2 separate regions of the Homo sapiens genome follow, and region 2 is linked to region 1. A link is a loop called in an ENCODE intact Hi-C map of the cell type or tissue named here. Cell type or tissue: Caco-2. All regions are shown on one strand. Each heading gives the region's core, and the rest is flanking DNA. Links, peaks and the distances in the headings are about the cores only.

Region 1 (12,192 bases), core at 2,640-10,639:
ATTTTTTACAATCTGGAGGCTGCAAAGTCCAGAATCAAGATGCTGGCAGATCTGGTGTCTGATGAGGACCCACCTTCTTATTTGCAAATGATCATTTTTGTTGTGTCCTCACATGACAAAGAGCAGAGAGAGCAAGCACTCTTGTGTCTCTTCTTTTTTTTTTTTTTTTTTTTGAGACGGAGTCCGGCTCTTTAGCCCAGGCCGGATTGCAGTGGCACAATCTCGGCTCACTGCAAGCTCCGCCTCCCAAGTTCACGCCATTCTCCTGCCTCAGCCTCCCGAGTAGCTGGGACTACAGGCACCCGCCACCACGCCCGGCTAATTTTTTGTATTTTTAGTAGAGATGGGGTTTCACCGTGTTAGCCAAGATGGTCTCGATCTCCTGACCTTGTGATCCGCCCGCCTCGGCCTCCCAAAGTGCTGGGATTACAGGCGTGAGTGTCTCTTCTTATACAGGCACCAATTTCATCAAGAAAGTTCCACCTTCATGTCCTAATTAACTCTCAAATGCCCCATCTCTAAATACCGCCACATTCGGGGATTAGGATTTCAACATATGCATTTTGGTGGGATACAAACATACAGTTCATAGCCACCAATACCTTTGTTGTATTTTCACAAAAATGATGTCTAAACAATAAATGTTCAATTACTCATGCAATCTTAAACAAAGGGTTACTATTAGGAAAATGAGTTAATTCCTTAGAAATTTTTCTTTTGGAGATTATTGGAGATGTGAGGTGATGAAGTGTAAGTGACTTGGTGTTATTAAGAAGGACACCCCTGCAGGAGATAACATCCCTTAGTTCTAGTATCTATTCTATCAAAAATCCTTTAGTTCTATTATTCTGTCATTGACAGAACAATTGTCTCTAATATCATCAAAGTTCTTTAACAACTATGAAATGTGACAATAGAACTAAATAATTTCAGAATGCTTTTCCAGGACCAAATTATATTTTCTTGATAGCATAAATAGCAGAGAACAATTTTAATTATAACACATAGTCAATATTGTTTTGTTCTTTGTTAGGAAAAATGTTGACTATTAACATGACTTCTCTGTACTTGCCTTAGGAATGTTTCTAAATGAAATATGCCTCATGTTGGTATTTAAATATCTTTATCAATTATTTTATTTCAAAAGCAAGAACTTGTGTCCTTACTCTTCAGAAAGTTTTATGTTTTCAATTTAATCTCCTACTGCTTAATATTTTCAGATAAAATGCTCACTGGCTTTAGAAATCATTCATTAAATACAGGGGACAAGAAGTGGCATTAGAGGGCAGATTGTGTTGTGATTGTTTTACTTTTGATTTCTTCTTTTAGCCTCCTAAGAAAGACTCTGTAGCCCATGGCTTCTGTTAATACTATATAGCAGGAGTCAGTTTTTGCATTATTGGTGTTAGTGATGAGTGATACATCTGACAAAGGTTAGGATGCTTTTAGAACCATTTGACAGCAATGACCGCTGAAGATAGAAGTGGTTTTCCACTAATTTTTCTGGAAATAGAGCAGTGATATCTTTGTTCAGGAGTTTACATTTGACTTAGAAGGCCTTTATCCCATTTGCGTCTGTCAATAGTTTACTTATTTTCTGAAATGCTGTATAAATAGTATTCTTTCCCTTTAAAATTTCTCCAGTTGGAATTAAAATCTTTTTTTGTGTGTGGGATTAAAGGGAAAAAAAACTATAACAGCCATTCAATTGTAGTCCTATGAGAGTAAATTCTGTAATATATTTTTGACTTATGCTTGTATAAATTCTTATCTTGTCTCTGCTTGTCAGTAAAGGAGGGCTGACAGCAGGAGTCATAGATTGATGGATTCTATACCCCCAAAATGCCTAGAGCAGTGCAATTAGTATGATGTTAACTTGTTCAGTATGAGTTAGATTGGATTGAAATGATTACGGGAATGGAACACTGAGTCAAGAGCCATGTTAGTTCAACATTTGCCACCCACCCTCTTCCTGCATATCTGTGTTTATAATCTTCATTGATTGTAGTTCAAATTTGCTGACAGAGGATTTTGTTGCTCTTAACTCCCCTAAATTTCTCATCCTATTTTAGTTCATCTTCTACCTCTAGAACTTAGAACAGGAGAAAGTAATTGATGTGCTACATAACTCACTGCTTTTGAGTGAATGGTTGACAGTCAAAAATGTACTGATTTTTACTAACAACAAATCACTGCTCTGTATCTTGTGGAAAAGCACAGCTTCTTTCAAGAATTTACCATTAAATGGTAGGAATATGGTGGAAGAGAAAGACTTAATAGACATAAAAGTTAAAATTGTTTCAGTGATTATTATGTGAAAGTTATCAAAATAATTATGGAGATCATTACATAAATGTGTAATTCACTGCACTACAATTAGAAATTATATATACAGGAAATATAATTTTTAATGCAGGAAAGATACAAAGACCATTTAGAATTTCAAAATAAAGTGAGGTGGCTGTGGGTTAGGTTGAAAGAGAATGAGAAGTGATTTGAGGTTGGCCTTGAATTACAGATAAGAATTAGGTGATTAGGCTGGGGGAGTATAGGTTGATATAGACATTTAGATAAAGATGAACTGCAATTAAAGGTGTTTAAAAAAAACCTGTGGGTAAACATCATTTGAACATACAAAAATATGAAGCAGACCATGTTACAACCATCTCTATGAAAAAAGCATAAGTCAAGCACTGAAGGGAATTTGAAAAAGGAGAGTGATGTAAGCTAGACTGGATGAGAATGAAAAGATCCCATCCATGAACAGTACATGACTTAGATAGAAACACATTGGTAGTGCTAGAGTCAAATGATACTCAGCAGTTTGCGGCTGACTGGACACCCTGTTCAATCCATCTCCATAGAGACACAGACGTGTTGCACTGATTAACTGAGTAGGGTGTCATATTTCTATGATTTAGATCCTCCAAAAGTATACTCTCAAGTTCGGGGATTTATGCAGCATTTAATTCTAAATGGCCCATTCAGAAGCAGAAAAAACAAATGAGCATCAATTTAACTGAGAAATTTAACCCGAATAACTGAAAAATCACCAAGTGGCAGCTCTGAAATTCTGTAATTCTAATATTCGATCTAAGGAGAAGAATATAGAAGTGTACCAATAAGATGAAAGTAATCTGGGAACACAGGGTTAGGTAAAAAATGTAGATATGGACATTTATATTAGAGTTAAAATATCAAGCATCAATAGAGAATTACAGTTTTTGTAGAAAGTAAATTTCAAGATTAATGTGAAAAAATCTGATTTTGATATGTAACAGGCTTTGTACAATTGCTGTAAGGGGCAGATGGTTCTACAGTTTTTATTTAGCAATGATGCTCACAAATCAAAATGCAGATAAAACTCCAACGCCATTTTTGACACCCTATTCTTCTAAATCTTAATTAGACATAAAATCAGTGGTTATAACTTGTGGATTAATTTGTAGATGTTGTGATCATCCTTTGGGAACTTTATGAAAGGACATGTGGAACATCATGTATTAAGTATTAAATAAAGCTTTAACCACACTCTAATGTGATTATGCCACTGAAATCCAGTTGAAAATTTTGGATATAATATCTAACATCAAGAAATAAACTTTCAAGTACGAGACAAGTTAGTGAGCTATATGATTAAAGGAGCCACTAAATTGCATTTTCAGATTATTTCAGATTTTCAGGTGAAAAAAAATGACTCCTAATGTTCAATGGTATTTTTATTTTACATCCACTAACAGAAATACAATTTACATTGTTTTTGAAGAGCAGAGACACAATGTTCATTTGTTCAGCATGACAGGGTTCAAACCAGAGATTTTATTTGGAAATTCCATAATATATTTACTTTACATCTCATTGCAGAATTTCTCTCTTACAAATCCATTATTTAAAATATGCATGTCTACTCTGAAAATTTCCATAATATCTTAAAGGTTAATCTTTTTCATCCTTAGGATGGAATGATTAGAGTTGATGCCCTGCCTAACCTTTTATCATTACTTATGGTTGGGGAGATAAGTTAGTCTCTGTGTGAACACCAGTATTTTATTTCCGAAAACATGAAGCAGTCAGCGGAAAGTATAAGGATAAGAGTTTTCTAGGTAAAGGGAGTGGCTTGGGCAAAGACCCAGTAGAAAGAAAGGTCATCCCAAGTTCATTTACATAGAATTCAAAGTTCCAACTGGGGAATGAAAAGAGATGATATTGGAAGAGGAACAAAGAAAATCAAATCCCTCCCCTCCCCCTCCCTTTCCTTCCCTCCCCTCCCCTCCCCTCCCCTTCCCTCCCCTTCTCTCTTTCTCTTTTTCTTTCTTTCTTTCGTTCTTTCTTTCTTTTCTTTCTCTCTTTCCTTTCTTTCTTTCTTTCCTTTCTTTCTTTTCTTTCTTTCTTTTTCTTTCTTCTTTCTTTCCTTCTTTTTCTTTTTTTCTCTCTCTTCCCTCTTTCTCCTATTTTCTTTCCTTCCTTCTTTTTCTCCTTTTTTCCTTCTTCCCTCTTCTTATACTTCCCTCTCCTTCTTTCATTCAGTATTGTTTGTTTTGCAGATTAACAAGCATCCCTACCAAACCCTGTCTTGAAGCATCCCTACCAAACACTATCTTGAAGTCAAATAATTAGCTGTCATCTTTATCTTTGTGGGATCATGGGATCCCCTAAGATCCTTATTAATGAAATTGCTTCTCATTTTATTCTTTGCCTGCTCTCTTGCTCTTTCACCTAAGTGTGATTTATATACAGAAAAGTAATTGAAAACTATCTGGTCTTGGTCAATTTGAAAAGAGTTTTTCTGTATTTTATGAGATATTTGCAGTTGACCAAGCTTCTTCTATTAGCAAGTTCTCAAGTCAGTTTCCTGTAGATGGGATTTAGTTCTGTTCTGTAACAATGCACACTGAATTTCTCATTTGCCCTTAAGCTCCTTGGCCCAGTGACATACCACTTTAAGTTTAATCAGACAAAAAAATCACAAAAGCTCCCAGTCTCGAGTGACCACTGACCTTTTGTCCTGAAAGCGTGAAGAGAAGAAATTTTCCTTTTTTGTGAAGTTTGTGTGAGACTCACTACATACCTGTGTGCCGTGTTTATTTCAAATTCATTGTGACCCAAGTTAATGCTGTCTCTGTCAGTTGGAAAACCAGCACTATGCTTTGTTGCCACTATAAACAATCCTTTCTAGTAGCTACCTCCCTGAGTGTACAATTTTCATCACAATTTTTTTGAACAGAGTCAAAGAAGATATGATAAAGACTCAGATAACTGCTTACTAGGGCTTGACTAAATAACTTATTTATTAAAGCCATAGTTCTTTAGCAACAAGTGTTTTTAAGACAAGGTGGCAAACTTCTCCTCTCATTGGGACATGGAAACCTCTGTGTCCTACCGCTCACATTATCCCACCTGCATGTGATTGATCTTTTCAGTTCATAATACAACACCCCTAAAGACGGGCTAACTTTTTCTAATGTTTACATTGGTTAGATGAAATCATGTGAAAATGTAGAACCATGTCTTTTTTTTTTTTTTTTTTTTGAGACACAGTCTCGCTCTGTCACCCAAGCTGGAGTGCAGTGGCACAATCTCAGCTTATTGCAACCTCCGCCTCCCAGGTTCAAGCAATTCTTGTGCCTCACCCTCCCAAGTAGCTGGGATCACAGAGGTGCACCATCACACTCAGCTAACTTTTGTATTTTAGTAGAGATGGGGTTTCGCTATGTTGGCCAGGCTGGTCTCGAACTCCTGATGTCAAATGATCTGCCCGCCTCAGCCTCCAAAAGTGCTGGGATTACAGGTGTGAGCCACTGCACCCAGCCTAGGATCACGTATTATGAATATGTAGCTTCTTTTTATCTCTTCTGATGTTGCACCCTAAATACTTTTGATTTTCAGAAGTTAGTGAGCAGGGAAGCTAGTATCTGTATGATTACACAGAGCCCAAGTATAGAACATATGATGGGCAGCGAGACATTATCAAAGTTTTCTGTTTTGAGTAGCTGTAAGAATATTAAATGCCTAGAAAGTCACCTTTTGCAATCTAGACCTTTTTCTGAGCATTGCTGACTTTGTATATTTAAATGTTTAACTGTGCTTCTATGACATTTCAAATATATTTTTGTTCAAGAATATTCACTGGTTAAACACTGAGTATCTTTCAGTTTGTTCTTAAAAATAAGTTCCCCTCTAAAAATAAGAATTTACTAAAGCTGAATACACATGTTTGGGTCACACAAATTAGATTAGCCTTCTGAGAGATGCAGTACTTGAAAACAAATGGCAGCTGTGGAGAAAGAAACAAACAAACTAAAATTTTTGCACAGAGAGATAAGAGTTTTTACTTTTTGTTTAAAGTGTAAGTAGGGTTTCAGAGATTCCAGGAAGAAGATGTAGTGTATAATCTTAGCCAATAGACCGCAGGGTGGAGTGCTAAAAATGTGTACACATGGATGTAAAGAGTAGAATGAGAGACAGTGGAGACTCAGAAGGGTGAGGGATGGGGTGCAGGAACAGAAGATGAGAAATTACGTAGTGGGTACAGTGCACATTATTCATGTGATGGACCCCCTAAAAGCCCCAACTTGACCATTGTGCAATCTCTGCATGTAACAAAATTGTACTTGTACTCCATAAATTTATATAAATTTAAAGAAAGAAGTTGTGTAAACAAAGCCACTAGATAGTGGGTGGGTAGGCAGAGCCTGTCCTCTCTGAATACACTGCACTGTTGTGCAGTAAAGGACAGACTTTGCTCAAGAAAACTTTAGCCTCTGTCCAGCTCCTGGAGGTAACCCCTTAGCCCTTGGAATGTTCTGCTTGGTAAGACTGTCTATACTTACCTGAGAGCCTTGGGTCTTCCCAGGTAGTCTACACTAAACCATATGATTTCTAGTGGGAACTTTGGGCCGTGCAGTAGCAGTGTGACCTCTAGTGACCTCTGGAGGGGTTGCAGACTGAAGACTAGCCACATAGTTAGTTAGCCATGTCTACGTGACTACCCGTTTCCTTCTTCCCTATAAAACTCTTGAACACAAATTCTTGGTGAGCTTCCCTGAATGGCAAGATTCTGGGCGTATTGACATATATTGACGTGGAGAGACGAAATCCCTCTCCGTCCAACTCCCCTAAGAAAGGATGGTTGAAAAATTGCACCTGAAACTCTCCTGGGCCCTACCCTACGCACCTCTTCTTATTTCTAATTTTCACCTGTGTCCTTTTGCTGTGTTAAAGTTTAACCATGAGTTAAATGCTTTTGCTGAATTCTATGAGTCCTTCTAGAAATTCATTGAAATTGAGACTAGGTTGAGGAAACCCAGAAACTACAGCTGCAGTTTATAAAAATTAGGAGCTTTTTCTGTGTTCCCTCTAGGACCTTGCCATTGTTCCTATCATGGCCCTTGTCATGCTGTATTCTAATGGCTTATCTATTTGTTAGTCACCTTCAATACTGTGCAATTCATAAGCTAGGATTGTTTCTCATCCTGTTTCTATTTCTTTTTGTTTTTTTGTAGATTTTTTTTTACTCACTTGCAATGTTTTGATTTGTGTTTAATAACACGAAGAAGTATTTAACATCCTTTGATAAATGAAAAAGAGTTACGAAATTATTCCAGGTGAATTACTTAGTACTATCTTAGCAATTGTACATTCTCTTTTCAAATATGTTTACTTAGAAAATTATCCTGTTTATTGAATTATTTCAAATTTAAACAACAATATTTTTCTCCATGATTTCTCATTTTAAATATCTGTTTTTTAAATTTACACATAATAATTGTATATATGTATTAGGGTACACTATGATGTTTTGAGACATATAATGTGTAGTGTTAAGATAGAGTTAATTAGCATATCCAACATCTAAAACATTTATCACTTTTTTGTGTTGAGAACATTCAATATACTCTTTCTAGCTGTTTGAAACTATGTATTATTGTTAACTGTAACCATCTTACAGTGGTAGAACTTATTCCTTTGTAGCTATAATTTTGTATCTTTTAACAAATCTCTCCCTGTTCCTCCCCCTATTCTACCCAGGCTCTAGTATCCTCTGTTATACTTTTTACTTCTGTGAGATCAACATTTTTTTAGCTTCCACATAAGAGTGAGAAGAACAGGCAGTGTTTCAGTCTGTTCCTAGCTTATTTCACTTAACATAATGCCCTTTAAGTCCATCCATGTTGCCTTGAATAACAAAATTGTATTCTTTTTATGGCCACATGGTATTCCACTGTGAATATATACCACATTTTCTTTATTCATTTATCTATTGTTGGACACCTAGGCTAATTCCATATCTTGGCTATTAGAAATAGTACTGCCGTGAACATGGGGATGCAGATGTCTCTTTGAAATACGTATTTTCTTTTTCTTGGATAAATTCCCAGTAGTGGGATTGCTACATCATATGGTGGTTCTATTTGTGGTTTTATTTATTTATTTATTTATTTTTTTTAGGAATTTTTACATTGTTCTCTATAGTGGCCGTACTAGTTTACATTGCCACCCACAGTATATAAGAGTATGCTTGTCTCTGCATTCTTGCCAGCATTTGTTATTTATTGTCTTTGATAATAGTCATCCCAACTGGGATGAAACAATAACTCATTGTGATTCTCATTTCCATTTAACTAATTATTAGTGATGTTGAGCATTTTTTCGTATTTTTTTGCCATTTGTAATATTCTTTTGAAAAATATCTGTTCATATTTTGGCCCATTTTTGAAATTTTGTTATATTTTATTTTTTAAGTCCCGGGGTACATGTGCAGGATGTGCAGGTTTGTTAAATAAGTAAGTGTGCGCCATGGTGGTTTGCTGCATTTATCAACCCATCACCTAGGTGTTAAGCCAAGCATGTATTAACTCTTTTTCCTAATGCTCTCCCTACCCCATTGACCTTCCCCCACAGGCCCCAGTGTATGTTGTTCCCTTCCCTGTGTCCATGTGTTCTTTTTTCAGCCCCCACTTATAAGTGAGAACATGTGGTGTTTGGTTTTCTGTTCCTGCATCAGTTTGCTAAGGATAATGACTTCCAGCTTCATCTATGTCCCTGCAAAGGTCATGATCTAGTTTCTTTTTATGGCTGCATAGCATTCCATGATGTATATATACCATATTTTCTTTATCCAGTCTTTCACTGATGGGCATTTGGGTTGATTCCATGTCTTTGCTATTGTGAATAATGCTGCAATGAACATATACATGCATGTATCTTTATAATAGAATAATTTATATTCCTTTGGAATATAAATTGTTCATTGAACAAATGAATCCTTGATAGCAGCTACACCAGTAATGGACTTGCTGGGTCAAATGGTATTTCTGGTTCTAAATATTTGAGGAATTGCCACTTTTGTCTTCCATAATGGCTGAACTAATTTATATTCCCACCAACAGTGTGAAAGTGTTCCTATTTCTCCACAACCTCACCAGCATCTGTTGTTTCTTGACTTTTTAATAATCGCCATTCTGACTGGCATGAGATGGTGTCTCATTGTGGTTTTGATTTGCATTTCTCTAATGATCAGTGATGTTAAGCTTTTTTTCCATATGTTTGTCAGCTGCATGTATGTCCTCTTTTGAGAAGTGTCTGTTCATGACCTTTGCCTACTTTTTAATAGGGTTGTTTGTTTTTTCTTGTAAATTTACATTCCATGCTCATGGATAGGAGGAATCAATATTGTGAAAATGGCCATACTGCCCTAATCAATTTATAGATTCAGTGCTATCACCATTAAACTACTATTGACAGTCTTCACAGAATTAGGAAAAACTATTTTAAAATTCATATGAAACCAAAAAAGAGCTTGTATAGTCAGGACAATCCTAAGCAAAAGAATAAAGCTGGAGGCAGTGTGCTACCTAACTTAAAACTATACTACAAAGCTACAGTAACCAAAACAGCATGGTAGTGGTACAAAAATGAGCATAGACTAGTAAAACAGAATAGAGAACTCAGAAATAAAACCACACATCTATAACCATCTGATTATCGACAAACCTCACCAAAAAAAAACCAAGGCAGGAAGAATCCCTATTTAACAAATGGTACTGAGAGAACAGGCTAGCCATAAGCAGAAAATTAAAACTGAACACCTTCCTTACACATTTTACAAAAATTAAAGATGGATTAAAGACCTAAATTTAAAACCCAAAACTATAAAAACCCTAGAAGAAAATCTAGGCAATAGCATTCAGGACAAAGGCCAGGACAAAGATTAACAAAAGCAAAAATTGACAGATGGGATCCAAGTAAACTAATTAAAGAGATTTTTGCCTATTTTTTAATCAGATGTTTTCTTTTGAGATTTTTTATTGTTGCGATGTTTGAGTTCCTTGTATATTCTGTATATTAATTTCTCGTCAGATAAATTGTTTGCAAATATCGTCTTCTCTTCTATAGGTTGTCTTTTCACCCTGTTGACTGTTTTTATTGCTGTCCAGAAGCATTTTCGTTTGTTATAATTCCACTTGTTTACTTTGCTTTTGTTGCCTGTATTTTTGAGATCTTATTCATAAAATCTCCCTAGACCAACATTCTGCAGTGTTTCTCCTATGTATGTTTTCTTCCAATAATGTTATAATTTTAGGTCTTACATTTAGATCTTTAATGCATTTCGAATTGATTTTTGTATAGGTTGAGAAGTGGTAGTCTGGTTTTTTCATCTGAATACGAATGTGCAGTTTTCCCCACACCATTTATGGAAGAGACTGTCTTTTCTCTAATAAATGTTCTTGGCACCTTTGTGAAAAATGAGTTCACTGTAGGTGTGTGGATTTGTTTCTGGGCTCTCTATTCTGTTCTCTTGGTCAGTGTGCCTGTTTTTATGCCAGCACCATGCTCTTCTGATTACTACAGCTTTGTAGTGTATTTTAAGACTGGCAGTGTGATGGTTCCAGTTTGTTCTTTTTGCTCAGATTCCTTTGGGCATTCAAGGTGTTTCATGGTATAATACAAATTTTAACAATTATTTTGATTTTTCTATGAAGAATGTCATTGGTTTTTTGATAGGGATTGGACCAAATCTGTAGGTTGCTTTGCATGGTATGATCATTTTAGCAATATTAATTATTCCAATCCATGAACATAGATGTCTTTCCATTTGGTTTTACCCTCTTCAATTTCTTTTATCAGTGTTTTGTAGTTTTCCTTGTAGAGCTATTTTATCTGCTTGGTTAAAATTTATTCCTAGGTTGTTTTTTTTTTTCTTAAGCTACTGTAAATGGGATTGCCTTCTTGAATATTTTCAGCTAGTTTATTGTTCATGTATAGAAATGCACTAATTTTTCTGTGTTGACTTTGTATCCTGCAAAAACCTTTCAATTTCTTTTTCTTTTTCTTTTCTTTTCTTTTTTTTTTTTTTGAGACAGTCTCCCTCTGTCGCCAGGCTGGAGTGCATTTGGCGCCATCTCGGCTCACTGCAACCTCCGCCTCCCCAGTTCAAGTAGTTCTCCTGCCTCAGCCTCTTGAGTAGCTGGAACTATAGGCATGCACCACCATGCCCTGCTAATTTTTGTATTTTTAGTAGAGATGGGGTTTCACCGTGTTGGCTAGGATGGTCCCTATCTCTTGACTTCGTGATCCACCTGCCTCAGCCTCCCAAAGTGCTGGGATTACAGACGTGAGCCAATGCACCTGGCCAAAGCTTTCAATTTCTTATGCATAACAGAAGTTCTGGTTCACAGTAAGCTTGCCTCAATATGCAAATGTTGAGATATTGAACAAAAGCAAGAAATGAAGAAAGAACATTTCAATAGATCACGCAGAGTTAATTTCCTTAAAAATGGATTATCCAAAAGGCAAATGTGATCAAATGCCTTGGACCACCTTCACATTACAGCCCCAAAATGGCTATTGATAAAATGGGAATACTGCTCTTCCATTAGCTTGACATAGATAAGAAAATTCAGTTTTCTTATGGCATAGTGTCTGTATTTGCTGTCCATGATTTCCATTAACAGAGCGTTTTGGACTGGGGGAAAAGTAAGATTATATTTTCATCTCAGGACCTAGGAGTAACACCTTATCAGATCAAGGTCAAAACTAAGCAGATAGTGACAATGTAATGAATGTTGAAACTGAAGTTTAAGGTTACCCACTTAAAAACGTTTAAGAGCTAATGATTTTTTCATCATTATAGACACAGAGATGTTTTATAAATGTGTGATTGAAGAGCCTGAGGAAGATACGAAATGAAGT
Region 2 (12,192 bases), core at 2,320-10,319, 1.2 Mb before region 1:
CAAACTATTATGTTTTTGAGTATAATTTATAAAAATAAAAACTGCTTAAACAAATTTTAAAATCTGCAATTCAGACTTTTTCCTAATTCAGCCTGGTTTTTCCCCATAATTCATCTAGATTGGTGAGGTTTTACTGTAATGGGTCTTTCTTAATGCTACAATTAAGCAGGAAAGCATTATCTTTCTGTAGAAGAGCCTGTGTCTCTAGTGTTCTCATGGCTGTTTGCTAAGGGCCGCAGACTTTGGGCATTGAAGGGCTGTGGATCGCTGTTTGATAGCAAAATACCACCACACAGTACTCCGAAACAGAAAAGACAGGGTACCACAAAGGTGATTATTCAAAGGAGAAGCCCATGGAGTAGAGTAAGAACAGCTCTTGATCTAGATAACAAAGCAGAAATTTGATATTTTGTGCAAATCCTTTCTAAGAAGACATGCTTTTATTTATCTGCAAGGATGTCACCTACAACCGATCCAAATGTCAGTGAATATATCAACAGAAAATTCAGCTTGAGGCAACCTCAGGCTTAATAATTTATATTTTCAATTAACCTCACTGACAGACATGGCCTCTCTTTTAAGAACCCTCAGTGGTAGAAATCACAAAACAGTAAGTTATGTTAAACATAAAAAATAAAATAAAAAATAAAAAGATGCCCCCGAAAACCTCAAATTACTTTAAATGATGGAAATAAGACCATTAAGTGTTTTAATTTTCCATGGCAAACAGGCTACTTGATCAATGTTTGCAGGCAAATTGAACAAAAAGTAAAAAAGTGTTAGTTCAATGGGGGAAGGCAGGTTGTTACCTAGATTGACCGTCAGTTTCACACGTCCTGCGTCTAGCTCCAGGCGGAGGGTGTCAGCAGAGTCTCTAGAAGTGGTTGCCATCAGAATGCCATATGCACGCTGGGATCGGAACCGTAAGGAAACATCCTCAGCCTCCGTATGCATGACTACGGGGAGCTGAATTTTCATAAACATGCTCCCATCATAGCTCAAAACCGTTGCCTCTAGAGATGGAAAATGAATATGATAAGTTCTTGGATGGTATAGCGCATTAATACTTTAAAGAGGAAAAGGATCATTTATTATCATTTATTTAAGACTTCCAGAACACAATACTACAAAATCAATTCATCTTCTTCAGAAATAAACAAAACTGTGAGCTGGAAAGAGAAGTCACAGTAGAGGACTTCCCTTGTGAGATATTTGCTAAAGCCCAGAAACAGAGATATCAGCAGTTCCTTTTTTTTTGTTCCCAGAGCACTTTCTACCTATAGCATTAATCATGTTGAATTTTGAGTGTTTGATTATATGCCCCCCTTCTCAAGAGCAAAGATCACGTTCTTTTGTACAGCCACAGTGTGAGCCTAGTTTGAAACACCAGCGAAGTTGTGGATTTTTTTGTTGTTGTTTTTGTTTGGGTTTTGTTGTTGTTTGTTTGTTTGAGACAAGGTCTGTATCCCCTAGGCTGGAGTGCAGTGACAGGATCTCAGCTCACTGCAGCCATGACCTCCTGAGCTCAAGCAATCTTTCCACCTCAACCTCCTGAGTAGCTGGGACCACAGGCGCATGACACCATGCCAGGCTAGCTTATTATTAATACTTTTTTCTAGAGATGGGTCTCCCTTTGTTGCCAAGGCTGGTCTCAAACTCCTGGACTCCAGTGACCCTCTCGCCCAGGTTCCCAAAAGGAACCTGTGCCCAGCCTCCAGCAACTTTTCAATGCATGTTTATGTATGGTAAGCCCACTGACTAGTTCTGTGAAATTAGTCAACCTTGCCTTGGCTCTGAATTATTCATCTGCACAATGAGAGGGTACTGCCAGAAGGTTTCTCAGGGCTTTGATCTGTTCTGAAAACCTGTAGTTCTAGGAGAAGTTACTGTCATCATTTTTTTTTCATAATCTCTGCCCTGATAGAATTATTTTTAAAAGAAAAAAAAAAGAAATATAGCTTAACTATAGGAACTAGGCCAATACTTTACCAAAGGTGATGTTCAAAAAGAAAAAAGAAAAACTGATATTACCAAACAACAGATAATACTTCTTTTGAGCCATTATGTTTAGCAAGGTAATTTTTACAAAGGCTTCCTTTTAAGGAACTGTTACTTCCTTTTAAGATTAATTTATAGAAGGGGAGTAACTTTAAATATTATCTATAAGCACAGCCCTGGTGTCCTGAATAAGTTCTCATGCAAAGCAGTAATGATGTGCTTTTGCTACACTAAATAAGCATGGGGGTGGGACTGGGGAGCTTGTGAGGATGTTTGTTACTAAACTAAGGCAGATGGCATCAGTAGGGAAGTTGCTTAGTACTGTCTTAAACACACAAAGAAATGAATAAAAAAAAAACTGTTGATGACAACCTGACGGCTTTAAGAAATAGTCAGGACTCCTTAATGTTAAGCACCATATGGTAGTGGAATATTGCAAAACAAGCGTGAATCAGTTTGCTTTCTCATTGGTTCCGATAACTCAGGATGCTACTTAATAAAGAAAAACTACCTGGAATTAAAATGAACCAGGAAATTTTCATTATTTTGCCTACTTACACAGCATAGCAATTAAGTGTACTGATACAACTGTGTTCAATATTAGGACTATATTTAGAGTTGTGGTTTTGTAAGTTTATTTTTCAGAAAGTCAAGTACTGTTTCTATAAGACTTTAATCACTATTTGTTGTCATGATGGGATTAAGTGAGAACCAGAACCTCTCTAAGCACTGAGTGTTCCAGGTCTCCCTGCTTAGGTTAGCTCCCTTCTCTTTTCCATCTACCTCTTGACTTAAGAGATCTCAGTCAACTCATATGCTCACTCCTCTAATATTTATTAAGCGTTCTGACTTCTCTCCTGAGCTGTAGCATTCATTGCCTATTGGAAATTTTCAATTGGAATATGAAATTTCAATTGGAATATTTCAATTGGAATATTATTAAACTCTTGATTTACTCCCTTCAAAAATGAACAAACTCAAAACATGCTCCTTCTTCAGTCTTCTCCATCTCAGTAAACATGATAATCTCATTGCTCAGACCTAAAGCTTTCTGATTTCTCTTACTCTCTCTGCCATGTCCAATCCATTTGCAAGTCTGCAAGTCCTAAAGGCTCTAATTCCAATCCACATTCTGAATTGATTGCTGTTCACCTCTGCCACTAATGTCCCTCAGACTTTGCTCTCATCTCTCACCTACACCACTGTAGTAGCTCCCTCAACCGTGTTCCTACTTTTTTAAACCTACAAAGATCAGTGTGACCCTGGCCCCAGTCCATCTCTCTGGCCTCAGCTTTAAGTATGTCCCGCTTCTTGTTCAGTGAGCTCCAGATACACCAATTTCATGATCTCACTGAAGTGTTTGCACTTTTAGATCCCTCTGTTTAAAAATGTTTCACCCCAGATCTTTAAATAGCTGGTTCTTTCAGCATTTAGGTCTCTGCTCAAATGTTACTCCAGAGAGACCTGCTACCCACTCCAGTTATTCAATATATATTCATCATTTCACTTTGTTGAAATGACCATTTCTTGTTTGTAGAGTATTATCTGTATATGCCCTTTAGAATACAAGTACCTTGAGGGCAGAGATCAGTCTCTCATATGCATTGCTCTATCAGCAGCAAGTGCCCCCACAATGCCAGGCCCACAGCAGAGCCTCCATAAATATTAATTGAATCAATAATTGCACACACACACACACACACACACACACACATACACACACAGTGAGCTAATTTCAATTTGAATACCAAGCTTACATAAAAGCTTACCAAAGAAATTAAGTATTTATTCTGCTTATTGCAAGTGAAATCTAATTTCAGTACTGTGCATGAACGAAATATGTAATAAGGTCCACTTTGAAGGCCAAAATTGGGCTGCAGAAGATAGGCTAGGGAAGTGTCTATTTATCAAAACAGGGGCCTCATGGTTAGGCAATGCCCTAAGCACTGATAAAACAAAATATGGTCTTTCAAAAATATAGTGGTTCTATATAATATCATATTTTTTTCCAATTAGACAAAAAGTTTCCCAAATGGGAGTAAAATCCCAGTGGTCAAAGACCAGTGCAAATAATCAAATTGCTGTTGCTCAAAAAATAATGAAAACCTGAGTGTAAAGTTATAGTGAATTCTAGAGAGAAAAATGCTTGTGGTATAATTTTAAAAGAAATTTGATCTTTACTTTTGTTTTTCCTAAACTAGACAATCATGACCCATATCTGTAAAGCAACAAGCACCCGAATAAAAGTGTAAAAGTCATTATCATGTGTTCAGTTACTTTGGTTTCATATAGATAAAAGGATCAAAACAGTGTTTGTTTTCTCTTCTTTATTTAATCTCTATAACTAGGCTCTATTATTCAATAATCACATTTTTGAAATAATCATATTCTTCTGGGAAAAGTAGCTTGATTTGATTGAAAACTAAATAGGGGGCACCTCCTTTAAGAAATACAGATGACTGACAATGGATCATAAATATAGTGTGAAATACAACCCAGAGAAAAAAATAATCAGAATCATTAGCCTTTAACATTCTCCAGAAAGCTGCAGGACTGAAATAACATAGTAAAGTAATAAAACTAGAGTGCCCCCGAGTGTCATGTTAAATAATTCTCAATGTGAAAATAACTTGTTGATAAATGACAAATGAAAGCCTAAACGATTCCTCACAATTAGAGTTAATGTTTAATTAGACAAGAAATGGAAAATGCACAGGGTTGTAGTCTAGAGTTGCCAAATAAATGGTAAACAACATTCTGACATTTGAAGGTTATGCTATTTGGCAGCATCCTTGAACACTAGTAAAATTATTTCATCATTTAGAATATACAATAATTCTTTAAAAGGCTAATTCCAATACAATACTTCCCACTGGGGGAGAAAACCAGTTTCAACTTTGTCTTCTATATCTCCTTCTCCCTTGTCATTAAGTTTGATAAATTTCCTTTTCTACATTATTCTTTGTTGCAGTCTAAAGTGTACACCTGTGCTCAGTTTTGCCGAAAGGCAGTCACATATTGTGATCAACGATGAAAATCAGACAGGGAGCCAAATTATATTGCTCTGACATCTGTCCCTCCATCTGTTAGAATTTAACAAACAGTATAAAGCAGATCTCTGATTATATCAATGCTCTTATTCTTACATATAACAGAATAATTTTTATATGATCAAGTCTCCACAAATTCTCAGTTTTATTAAAAATAAAGCAGAAGGGAAGGCGCTAAATTTAACTTTTATTCATTGAACATTATTTCTGTACTACTCCTTCTTATAGGATCAATACATGTAAAACAAAATACTCTCTTCTTGTCTGCCTAAGTTAGCAAGTATCTTATTCTTTCTTATAAACTCCTTTGCTTCCTTAGGCATGATAAACATCTCCTATAATGCAATTGCAACATAATTTTTCCATGTTGAACTTTCTAAATCCAAGGAGCTGAACATGTTTTTTAATTACTTTGAATAATTATTTTCATAAATTATAAATTATCAATTTTTGCTCAAAGTTAATAAGAAAACAACTTTAAAAGTTCTCTTAAAAAAAGAAACTTCAAGAGTTGTCAACTCTTATTTGATCAACAACAGCCTTAAGTGACCAATGTGTGTCTGGAGAAGAAACTCTGTCAAAGCCCCCTGTTTTAAATTGGAAATTCGGAGGTTCAGGCACAATCTTGTGTTAACTGAACTAGGGCATAATAGCCACGAACTGGGCAGAAGCCAAATTTTGTGGTATTGAGCATGACAACCATCACACATTTCCTTTGCTTTCAGGAGGCACCCTAACGTGAGCAAGAAAATTACTTCTGAAAAGCAAAGGACTCACGCAATACACATGGGTAGTCCAGTAACAAGAACCACCCAAAAATGCATACAGCCAACCTGGAGACAAAGAAATCTGCAGAAACCTGCAGCCTCCTATCAGATAAAGACGTATGCTGAATCCCAATGATGAAGTTTGCTATTAAATTCTCATTTACAAATCTACATATGCTTGCTGCCCCTTTTTCTAATCATTGCAATATATAAATATTTCTTCTCTCATCCTGGCTCTGAAAGATCTACAATTTCTATTTTCATTTTTGCCATAGGTAGTAGCGGAATATTGCCACAGGGTGGTACACCACGCATAGTTAACAGAAAGCTTCCGTAATTCATGTGACAGTTGAGTTATACCCTTTTTTCAGCTTCACTTAACCAAGAGGCATCAGAACAACTGGCAGCTCTCTGGGTGATTAAAATTAAAACAAAACCTTAAATCGTGCAAGTCCGCTAATCTCATATTATGCGTAACTGTATTATACCTTGCAAGCTTTGTTACATTGTTCATCCTTTTGGCAATTTCCAAAAACAAAACTAAACAAACAAACTAAAATTAGGAAGCAAAATGCAAAGAGGAAACTTATAAAGAATATACACCATACTAACTAAACTATATAGAAATAGCTAAGTTGTATTGACAATTCACAGAAATGCCGGTTAGGTACTATCATAAAGAGAATGAATATATCTGTATCTATGTGATAACATACCCGTCTACTGACCCATCTAATTGCATGACCTACAATAATAACAGCATATGGTAAGTGGTTTAATATATGATTTCTATGTTACTATTAAATATTTATATTGTTAATATTAATCTCAGAACTAATAAGTTGATGTACCTCCTTTTTAAGATAAATAACCAAAATCAGGTTTCAATTTTGGGTTTCACAAAACAACCCCTCTTTTTCCTAGGAGGTTTTCGGCAAACTGAACTGAACTATTTCAGGAATAAAAAAGGGAAACAATAAATATTCATAGCTTAAAAATAGATGCCAGGTAATTTTAGGCTAAATATGTAATAAAGCAATGTTATTTGTAGCAGGTGAGGACAATGGAACAACTCATCAATATTTTTTCATATTGATTTTTAGTTCCATTGTTGAAAATAAGTGGCAATAGGTGTAGTGACTAAAGCATTTATCTGAAACACTGGGTCGATGGAAGAATAAACTTAGAACTATTTGTTCTGCTATTTATTCCTTTAGCCTGTTCTGCAGATCAACTGGGATGGCTATTGCCCTTCAGTTTTCTTTGAATCCTCATTCCTTTTATTGTATAGGGTGAAAAAAAAGAAAAATAAAATGTGGGTTTGCCTCCTGTTAGAAAAAGAGAGGCAGCACCTGCTCAGAACTTCAATAGGCACAGCTAAGTCTTAACAGCAAATTGGTAAATGAATCCTCTGCAGTTGGTTAGGTCCTAGCCAAAGGTAAGTACTTTTTCTATTAGGGTACACTTCCAGAAATGTTGGTGCACCTTAGATGATTGAAAGTCAGCTTACTTTTCAGAGAGGATATTGCCTCTTTTGTAAGTTGACTGAAGTGAAATGAGCAGGCTAACTTAAGTCTCACCCAGTTGTGTCAGGGAAGTTGCAACTCATAGCTTAGCTTGCCTCAAATGCTATTTCTTAGCATGGGTATTAGCACTAGAAGCCATAGGTATGTATAATTCATGCCTCTTTTACTGTCTAATGTTCTGAAGTTAAAAACTGGGCAAAAAAGACAGCAGTTACTGTCTATAATACATCTTAGGCTCATACTCTAGAGGATACTAAAGATTCAAGTTTCTATTCCTGCAATATACTTAAGAACTGTGTCCTTTCAGAATCAAGCTCTTTGAAAAACATTAAGAGCTCATTAGTAATCCATGTCAGGTATGGCTGCTCAGCTTGCAAACAGAGTTTACTTCAGTAGAGTATACATTACGTTTCAATGGTCAGTGCAGGTTTGAGGTCAACATTTAATAAACTTTTCATCTCAGGGAGTTGGCTGCTGGGGTTTTAGAATCCTACCTCTCTCACAGGACCTGCCAAGATAGCCTGTTCCGGAACAATCACAGACATATCTGTTCCACCCATCCCTGCACATGCCATTGTTTTTGCAAGGGTTGCTAAGGCACGGTTTTGCTGTTTCCTTTGAGCAGGAAGGCTTCACTCCAGCAGTACTTTGAACTTCAGCCATTTGCCGGATATCTTTGCTTTGGCCATCGATGAACAAATCCCTGATGCAGCCCACGTAGCCATAGTTGAGCAGAGCAGTCCACACCTCGGTGGGGAAGACAAGGCCAGCTTTATTTTCTGGCAGCCCCCCCAGGTACAACTCATCATCCAGGTCCAGAATCTCACTCTCACCAGGAGCAGTGTAGGGAGTACGCAACGTGTTGACAGAAATGGTACCTATTTCAAAGAGAGGAGAATGCACAGGTCTTTAAAAAGCACCAACGTGTTATAATTATCTTTCTCTCTTTCGTCTGCTTGATGGTTAACTCCTTGGAGGCAGACAATTATTATTATTCTTTCTGTCCTCACTTTTTGGTATTTCCTAGAGAAATTAAGATATCTGTGGTATTAAGAAACTTTAGAAATAAAACAGACTAAATGGTTCCATTTGAACTCGAGAATGGAAACCTAAGTGTACAGCCAACAAATAGTGTTTGAGAGCCTCAAACAGTTCAGTCAATGCATGTATACATACATTAAAAATAAAGAAACTGTAATTCTGTATCAGTCTCTAGAAGAAAGTCAGATTCCCCTGGGTTAGTGCTTGTTTTCAAAGCCAATATTCAATTGCAATCCAAAGAAAGATTTCATGTTCCTATTTTAACTGACTTGATTACTTTGATTGAGCACAATAGTTTCACAGATTACCTATGTCAAAACCTGACTTCATCACTCCTAGCTGTATAAACCTATTGATTAACTTACATAGTTTTGTTTCCCTTACTCATAATATGCGCATAATAATATTACCTACCTTATAGAGTTGCTCTTAGTGTTAAACAAAATAATACTAGTAATGTACATGGTTTATAATAATCACTGTATAAATGTTTGTGATTATATTTCAGTGAAAGAATCAAGTAAAACCAATTGCTTCCTTATTTGTAAACCAAGCTAGTTATTTATTTAAATTAACAAGGCTTTCTTTTTCTCACTCCAAATGTTAAGGAGAAAAATCTATTGGTTTATAAATACAAGGGCTCTAAGTCCTAAGTATGGAATAACCAGGTATTCATCTACATGGGATCATTTGAGGGTCACAGAAAAATATTAGTGGAATCTATGAAAAAAAAAGAAAGATATAAAGCATATTCCTGATCAAAACGTGCATACACACTGTCAGATTACCAAAATTCCACTGATACTTTATCTTCAGAAAGACCTTTGTACAAATGCAACCATGATACCTGAACAGAACACCACAAGGACCCACAACCACATTATCCCAGATTTATTTCTCAGCTCCAGATTATAAGAAAGGATAGGAAGAGTCTGATGAGAGAGAGAGGATGAGAAAAGGTCTGATAGCATGCTGGGGCATGGGTATAGAACCTCAGGTATTTAGGGAAGAGACACAAGAGAGACCTGGAGATGGGAGGTGTGATACAGAAGTAAGGACAAAAAGAAGAAGTGGAGGGTAGGTCAGGTGTGTGTAGGGAGACACATTTTAGTTGCTACACAGAATACCAAAAGCCCGCCCCAAGTGAAAACACATATCTAACTAAGGATGTAAGGCTGTGGGCCCTGATGTGCCCAGGAGTATTCCAAATCCCAGCAGAAGGGCCCCCTTCAATCTAGGCAGTCTAATGGGATCTGTCTTTGTCAGGGAGAAGGGCATGGAAGCCACTGACAAAGACTGCTCAGGTGGCCGAGTCATTAAGAGGATATTTGGCTCTCTAGACTTTCAGAGAAAGAAAAGGGAAAAGCTCCTAGGGGAGAAACACTCAAAGGCATTGCTATTTTGGCCTTCCAATGAGGGGAGCAAAATAGAGATTTCCTAGGGAAGCAGCTAAAAGAGAAAAGGACAAAGTATTCATTTTTACTGTTCACATTTGTACAAGTGTCTAGAAGAAAACTCTCATTTAGGAACATATGGGAACCATAAAATCCTATTTAGAAAAATATAAAGCATGGCATTTTGGGGAAATAAAATTTATAATATTGAAAGAGAATGGTGGCTCTTTTCTATTTCAAATGGAACGATCATTACACGCATTTTAAAGCATCATTTTTTATATAGCCCTATTCAAAATACCTAAGAAGCGAATAAACAGATGGTCCCTATCCTCTGCAGTAGCTAATGAAAGTTAGAATATGATGAGAAAGAGTGTCTTTTAATGACAAAAGGAAAGGTGGACACTTTAAAAAGCACATATTATCATGGAAAGCAAAGAGTTACATGCAATGAACAAAGTGCCATGTTCTTTTTTTTTTTCTTTCTGAGACAGAGTCTTACTCTGTCACACAAGCTGGAGTGCAGTGGCAGGATCTTGGCTCACTACAACCTCTGCCACCTGCTTTAAGCAACTCTCATGCCGCAGCCTCCCAAGTAGCTGGGATTACAGGTGTACGCCATCACAGCCAACTAATTTTTGTATTTTCAGTAGAGATGGAGTTTTGCAATGTTGGCCAGGTTGGTCTTGAATTCATGGCCTCAAGTGATCCACCCACCTTGGCCTCCCAAAGTGCTGGGATTACAGGCGTGAGCCACCACACCCAGCCAAAGTGACATGTTCTTAAATAAAAGAGAGAAGGATTCTACTCTATTTTCCAATTAGTTCAATAAGGCCTCCTAAAAGCCGTAGAATTTTTGAGGATTTGACGAAATGAATATCCACTATTGAGAAATTGAGAAGAAATGTTAGGAGACACGGAACTTAGCAAAGGAACAATGACAAATTATTCCAAGTGTGGTGATATATTCAAATATACATATATATAAACATATATGTATGTATGTATTCCCATATGCTCTTTTTATTCAGCTCAGATGGGGAAAAAAGCCCTGGGAAAGGCTGTACTGTCCTTGCTCAGGGTATCGTAATTCTGACACTAAGAGGACTCCTGGAGGACTCCTGAGTCGAGGAAATTCATTGGCTTCCACAACCCACTTTCTCCCTCTATTCCATGTAGTTTCCATACCTTGGTGCACTGTGTCTGCACTCACTCTAAGGGGCAAAACGGCTGCCAGGTGGTTTAGACAATCATTCATTACAGTTTGTCTGACAGTAAGGATGGAGTAACTGTGTCTCTTGATTTTTATTTATGGTGTGTTAGTGCTTGCTTTGAGCAAAGTATTGTAAGAGAGTTCAAATAAGTTATTTTAAGAATGTGCTTGATGATATGGACAGGGTAAGATTCTTACTACAAATTTATCATTAGACTTGAGTTTTCTGAACACGGTCATAGAGACCACAATTTTCAAATATCCCAGTGCACACTTAAACACACATCCACCCACCCACCCACACCCACACACACACTCTGAAACAAATGTTTAAAAGAAAAAAAAAATATTCAACTCTACAGCCTCTGAAGCACTTTGATATTTTCTCTCTCATCATATCATTTTATTAAAACAAATGCTGGACCATCAATGGATTTTAGCACCAGCTAAAATGTTGTAACCCATGGTACAAAAAAATAAATAAAAAACAAAAACAGATTTAAGGGTTACTATCATAAAGAGTAAGTTTCTCCCATAGTTCCCTATTGTCCCTTTGAGAGACAATTGTAGAGTTCTCATAGAAAGAACAAGCAGGCCAGGCGTGGTGGCTCATGCCTGTAATCCCAGCACTTTGGGAGACCAAGGCGGGTGGATCACCTGAGGTCAGGAGTTCGAGACCAGCCTGACCAACATGGAGAAACCCCATCTCTACTAAAAATACAAAATTAGCCGGGCACGGTGGTGCATGCCTGTAATCTCAGCTACTCGGGAGGCTGAGGCAGGAGAATCGCTTGAACCTGGGAGGCAGAGGTTGCGGTGAGCCGAGATCACGCCATTGCACTCCAGCCTGGGCAACCAGAGCAAAACTCCATCAGAAAGAAAGAAAGAGAGAGAGAGAGAGATAGAGAACAAGCAACAAAACATGAGACAGAAAGAAAAAGGGATATAATCCTACCTTTAATTCAAATTTAATCCAAGAAAGACTAGAACTTAAATTGAGCTCTGGATTCAAAGTTAAGGAGACACATCAGGCAAATGGATGGATCAGATATCAGTCATTGGAATATTATGCAAACAGACATCATAGGATGAAGAAAATAGGGCTGAAAATCAAGTACTACTTTATCTATATGCTTTGCTAATTCGTATGAACTTGTATTTTAGAAAATCTTTGTAAAAGAGATGGCAAATAATCAGAAAGTA

The links. A loop is a pair of places that touch in the nucleus more often than their neighbours do. Peaks named below come from ENCODE experiments on the same cell type or tissue, not always from the same donor. Only the 100,000 strongest peaks of a DNase experiment are listed, where the experiment ranks them.
Region 2: it touches region 1 in a loop (10-fold over the local background); 8 of 110 quality-filtered maps call a loop at or near these places.

What each region holds. Positions count from the first base shown.
Region 1 is chr2:51,703,595-51,715,786 of GRCh38, forward strand. All of the region lies in intron 5 of NRXN1-DT (NRXN1 divergent transcript), which reads left to right. Among named protein-coding and RNA genes, the nearest start is that of LINC01867, 660 kb to the right of the region's middle. In Caco-2, for the core only: a CTCF peak has its summit at 6,916 (motif pointing left); no DNase peak of the experiment used is centred there.
Region 2 is chr2:50,530,418-50,542,609 of GRCh38, forward strand. It overlaps NRXN1 (neurexin 1), which reads right to left. Exons shown (of 23, transcript NM_001330078.2): 10 at 7,836-8,219; 11 at 810-1,013. Among named protein-coding and RNA genes, the nearest start is that of MIR8485, 160 kb to the right of the region's middle. In Caco-2, for the core only: a CTCF peak has its summit at 6,098 (motif pointing right); no DNase peak of the experiment used is centred there.